Linked DNA regions of Homo sapiens: region 2 is linked to region 1. A link is a loop called in an ENCODE intact Hi-C map of the cell type or tissue named here. Cell type or tissue: heart right ventricle. All regions are shown on one strand. Links, peaks and the distances in the headings refer to the core of each region. The heading gives the core; the rest is flanking DNA. Region 1 has its middle 240 kb from the start of LINC01163. Region 2 has its middle 38 kb from the start of LINC01163.

Region 1 (2,915 bases), core at 273-2,772:
CGGCCACCTCAGAGGGCCATGGAGCTCCAGGCTGCCGGTGAGCCCTGCCTGGGGACACCAAGTCCCTGGAAATGTGTGCCACCTGCCCTGGCCTGAGAGCAAAGTTTCCTGGAGGGGGAAGCCAATGAACATCTGGTCGTGATGATGCTGGGCACCAGTGCAAGCCATCACTCTTGGCTATTTTCCGTAAGTGTGACCCAGCAGATACTCAGAGTGTCTGGGCTGGTAAAAACGCTGAATCCAATTGAAACCTGAATGACAAAAAGGCTGGGTTGGGGAATGTGACAGTCCAGGCACTTGCCTCCTTCATGCCTCGTGGGAAGCGTTGGGTCTTGAACTCCTTGTGAAATCTTCAAACACATAATAAGAATTAATCGCCATTAGTTCTCTATTTTAACAGCTGCCTGCTACCCTCATGGCCCTCCGCAGCTGCGGACTTCTCTCCCTTTGCTGACATCATAATCCCATTACAGCTGGAAACCTGCACACATAAAATGCAGATTTAAGCTTATTTTGAAACAATTTATACTTGTTAATTGCTCCAGTCTATATCACAGGCAGAAAATCACAGCTCTCCTTGGGCAGCCCATCTCCTCGCCAGAGGCAGGAGCTTTCTCCTTCTTTATCTGGTTAACAGTGGACCCAAATGCACAGCCAGATCTGGTGGCTTTCAAGTTACTGATACATTTGTGGACTGGATTTGTCCAGAAGTGGCATCTGTCCATCTGCCACTTGCTCAGCTCTCTCCCCAGATGGACCTCGCTGGCGGCTAAGAAAACGCCTTGGAAGCAGGTGAGCCTCGGAAGGCGCTTGCCCAGTGCAGTGGCCACTCTGGGCTGGCTCACTCCTATTTTCTCAAGGAAATCACAGGGACTGTTTTCTTGACTTGAAAGTCTAGTGGGAGAAATTGATTTCCTGGTTTGATTTGTGCACTTTTTCAACTCGACACTTCTTGACCGACGTGCTCTGTCCCTTGTATTTGTGCCTCATTTTCACACAAGTTTGTACGCTTGCAGCGTACAAGCAAGCCTGCAGCTTGATACATGAATTTCTCCTGACTGTGGTTGGTGCAGGCTATTAAATCTAACGAAAAATAATTACTTAAAGAATTTGAGTGCACGAATACCTGTGTGTGTGCATGAGACGTGCATGAACATAGTAACAGGGCTATACATAGCATGTTTTATCCTGATTCTGAGACATTGGTGGGTGGGGTCTCTGTGATTAAATTAACCATAGATAATTATTTTGTCTTTTAGGAAATTGTATTGTAACATTATTAGAGGAACGCAGGATGAAAACTATTTAAAAATCTGCCGTGTTAAGAAATTAAGTCAGTTTGGACTCATGAGCACGTCAGGAATATGATGCAAAAGCTCTGGCGGGAAACAGACACACCAACATCTTAAACCACAAACAAGAGCCCTGTTTATGTTTTGAAATGGTTCCGAATGAACTGGTTTTTATGTTAAAAGGTTCTTTTCCACCCCATGTTTTTAATCTGGTGATTTTTGTAGCCCCATCTGCTGTTCATTAGTGGAAGTGCCTAGTTAAGGATTATGAAAGGTCTGAAATGTTTTTTGTTTTTTCTTACTCCTAGTAGCATTTTGGATTTTAACTGCTAAGAGGCACCTAGAGAAATGAGTCATCACGCTTTCTGATGACCAAACCATCAAATTTAGACTATCTAGTACAAACTATCAAATTTACACTACTAGTTTTAAAAAATCAAATATGATAGGAGAATGGCTTTTTAAAAGAATGAACTTAGAGGTCACCCAAGTCTGCCAAATACGTGGTATCACTCAACAAGAATTTGAACCCTTCTCAGTTTCAGGCTCTGGCTTCTGTAGCAGACAGTTCTTTAACTCTGAGGCTACAACAGCAGATTGAATTCTGAGCCTACAAAGATGTCCTTATTCCAGGTTAAACTTAGAGGTCATTTGGGTAGAAATCAATTCTTGCCTCCTCCATGCAAAGACAGACTTTGGCAAGCTTGACTTAGTGGCCCCCACAAGAAGGAATCAGGCTTTAGGTTCAGTCTTTGGACCCCTCCCCAGAGTGGGGAGTTCTCCAGAGGTGAACCCCACGAAGCTTCCCAAACCCCATCCTTTGGCACCCTTCATCACCACCTGCTGTTGTCATTCAGGAGTTTTTCCAAGAGTGTGATGAATTGCCAGGCCCATCATGCCTCTGATCAAAGAATATGGCATCCCAATTTGGCCAACAACTGAGTCAGGATTATTCATCCTGAATTGCCAAGTGTCTCTTTCTCTGGCAATATTTAAATGGACTTCAGTTTTGATTGACATCCCTTGGACAGCCTCCTCCTGGCCCTCGTGTCCCAGCACATCTCATCTTGCTCTCAGGATAGAGTTGAGCTCCACCAAGCAGACAATGTTCCCTGCACATGATAGACCTTGCTAATGTTTTATTCTTACTACAGAGCTGTGATACTCCTTTTTTAAATCAGCTGGCAGCCCAGTAGCAATTTCTGAGCTGAAACACAGTGGATCTATCCTACAATATATACATAAATATTTGGTCTGCCTAATGAAGGAAATAGCCAGCACTCATTTTGTTATTTTTCTCTTCACTATATACCATTATCGCAGTCCTAATGACAGCTCAGAGAAGACCTTAGCTCAAACCCTGCCTCCCCTGAGTCTCATGTTTGAAGAGGGGTTCTTGAAACTATACTCTTCATGCTAGATGGAGGAATATACTTTGGAAACAATGTGGAGGGGGTGAGATTCAGGACTAAGAATGTTCACTGCCGAAACATAGCTGTGGGAGGAAATTTTTTTCATAGCAGTTTCAGCTGATTACTAAAGAGAGTAAACATAGTCTACACACCACACACACAAACACACACACACACACATGATCTGTGTATTAATCTATGATAAACATTA
Region 2 (2,915 bases), core at 250-2,749, 210 kb before region 1:
TACCTTCTTGGCCAAGACAAACTCTATTTGATCATAGCTTCTTAGATTCATTCAATTCTTAATTAACTTGTCATTAAAGTAGGACTGGGGGCTCACATGAGTGAGAAATCGGAAGAGAAACTCTCCATTGCATGCCCTAAGTGTGGGTTTGTGGCTGGGAATTCCTGGCTCCTATATTATTTGATCCATTTCTTTCTGGTTGAGAAGGGACATTCTTCAGTTATCAGGTGCACAACAAGGGACTCACTCTTGCAGTGTCCTCCTCACCTGTTTTGGGCATCTCCAACAATCACCCTTGAACTGAACTTTGGCTGGTCTTGGCCCAGGTGAGGGGAGGCACCACTGCAGCCTGTCCTGTGGATGTCCTGTGACTCATCTTCACATGTCCAGGAGGGTGCTTCCCTGACTCAGCTTGGGAATTCGGCACAGGAGTCTCTGGTTCTCTTCCATCAGGTCTTGCTGTGGCCTTTGTATCCTCTTCCACTGGGTGTTCATTTACCTAAGTGCCACTTCTGATAAGACCAAGCCTGTACCTTGATGGTTGCCACTAGTCAAATGAGTGATGTCCCAGGCTGCAGAATATATTGAAGAGAGGGAAGACAGAATCCTAAGGAGGGCGAGGGGCCTCTTCAGTGGCCTTCAACATCTACCCTGTCTTTCCAGGCCAGCATGGGCAGGGATGTGTGACTTGCAGCTGGAGAGAGGAGCCCAGGCAGTCTGGCTCAGCCTAACTGGCATTCATCTCGCTGAACTGGGATCAGGAGCCCGCCCCTCTGCAAGACCCAGAGCAGCTCTCTTCATTGTTGCATGACCAAGCATCTCCTGGTTTGCAAGGACTGCTTTTGGATAGATTATTTCCTCTAATTAGCCTTGTGACATCTGGTGTGTGATCACAAACTGTAAGTCTATTGCAGACTCTGATGCTGGGTTCTCTGTGGACTGAGAGCCCCCCTGCACTAGGTCTGAGATGATGTATCTCTGCACACAGGAGCACTCATGAGGACTGTGGTCACCTAGGAGCTCAGGGACCCACAGAGCCCTGGGTCATTTTGAGCTCTAGCAGATGAGAATCTAGTTGCCCAGTGGGGCTTTGTATCATAGATTTGGACCAACAAGGGGGTTTACCTGGCTCATTGCACCAGAAGGAGCGTGGAGAATGCAAATTTCCCCAGACAGTTCAGGCACCTGAGGGCAGAGATCTGGCCTCGCACTCCTGCAGCCCCCACTCCCCACCCCATGAGCTCCCATGCCCAGCTCAGCACTAGGCATGTGGAGATGCTCCGCATAGACCACAAACCTGAACCTGACTTCCGCTTGCCACATGTTGATTAGAATCACCGCACATGCCACCAACTTCATCCTTTTCAATGGTCATTTGTGTCCCTGCTCTCTGCAGCAGGGTAGACAGAGCCCATGTCACTCAGCGGCAGCCACGGGGTAGCAGCTTTGGAATAAGCTGGATCTACAATAGGACAAGACTCAGAGCCTTGCCACGTGGGGGCTCCCTGACCCATGCAATGCTGAGCCTGCCTCTGGGAAAGCCTGTGGCTGTGCTATGACTCCTCCCTCTGACTTCTGACTCTCCAGGCCTCCGACCTCTGGCCGCAGCCGCCTCTTGACCTCACACTTGTTCTTCTATGCAGCTGAATGTGCGCATTCACAGTTTGCGTTGTTTTTTGCATAAACTTATATTTCTCATTCTAAGAGTAATATATGTGCATTATAGAAAGCTTACAAATAAAGAAAAACACACATACTAAAGAGCTCAGTCATGGGTTTTTCTTTCCATATTTGATCCGTCCTGCTCTGTGGGTGTGTGATCTTTGTTGGTATGTTTGGGAACACCCTCTACGTACTATCTAATGCCCTCCTCAAGTGCTCCTGGCCCCACACCTCAGCTTGTTCTGTGCTAGCACTTGGAGGCTTTCCCAGCCTCTGCCTGCTCCTAAGCCTGTTCTGCTTTGCCCACGTGCTCACCGCTTGTCCTCCCTGATCATCTCAGCACCCAGGACTCCCCTTGTGAGCATCCATAGCCCTGCTTGTCTCTCATGCTTGCTTCCTAATCACAGACGTGCTGGCCCACAATATTCTCTGACTTTGTCCGAACCTCTGAGGTCGGGAGTCCCTGCTTCTGTTTCTTGGTAAGTTCAGTGGTATCTTACATTGAGCTAAAGAAAGGGCTCCTAAGCTAGATATGTAAGGATCTTATTAAGAAATAAAAATTTAATTAATATATTCATAAGAAGGCTCATCTTCATTAATAATGGCCAGCTCAGCCCCCACTATCTTTTACGCACCATCGATAAAGGTTAATGCCCTTCATGATGTTGGGTCCTGAGAAAGTTGATCATGGTCTTTACTAAACTCGATGCTCCCCAACCTGCCTTGCAGGGGCCCTGGAAACAAACACCAGCATGATTTTGAATGTGCACACACCAGGGCTTACAGCTGAAGGGGCTTCTCGGTCAACCAGCCCAGGTGTTTTGGGTTCTTTATCTCTCCTTCTGCTAAACATGTGAAGAGGGGCTGGAAGCATACAGGGTGGGTTTTTGGTGTGTGTGGCGTTTTTGTGGGGTGACCACTTTTAAAGACCTTTCCGCTCCTGTAGAAAAAGCTGACAAAGAGAATGTGGTTGTCAGTCGTGTTTCAGAGATCAATGTTCCCTCGCGCGGCGGGGCCAATCCACACCCATATTTTTAATGATCTGACCCAATGTGAATCTGCCGGTTACAAAGATGCTGCCTTAGAATTTTAAAAAACCTCATAAATAATTTGTTATAACCGCAGGGTATCATGTTACCATGTTACTTATCATGGAACTAGGATAATATTTAAATTGCTTATTTACAGCGTTAAAGTAAATAGTGGTTTGGGCATTTCTGCAAAGCAGGGGACATGCGTTGTCACTCCCTGCC

Evidence for each region. A loop is a pair of places that touch in the nucleus more often than their neighbours do. Peaks named below come from ENCODE experiments on the same cell type or tissue, not always from the same donor. Only the 100,000 strongest peaks of a DNase experiment are listed, where the experiment ranks them.
Region 2: a loop joins it to region 1, with 2.9 times the contacts of the local background. A loop is called at or near these places in 16 of 110 quality-filtered maps.

What each region holds. Positions count from the first base shown.
Region 1 is chr10:128,528,992-128,531,906 of GRCh38, forward strand. No RefSeq gene overlaps it. Among named protein-coding and RNA genes, the nearest start is that of LINC01163, 240 kb to the left of the region's middle. In heart right ventricle, for the core only: a CTCF peak has its summit at 1,524 (motif pointing left); no DNase peak of the experiment used is centred there; H3K27me3 peaks cover 827 bases.
Region 2 is chr10:128,322,763-128,325,677 of GRCh38, forward strand. No RefSeq gene overlaps it. Among named protein-coding and RNA genes, the nearest start is that of LINC01163, 38 kb to the left of the region's middle. In heart right ventricle, for the core only: a CTCF peak has its summit at 1,500 (motif pointing right); a DNase peak (open chromatin) is centred at 1,499; H3K27me3 peaks cover 842 bases.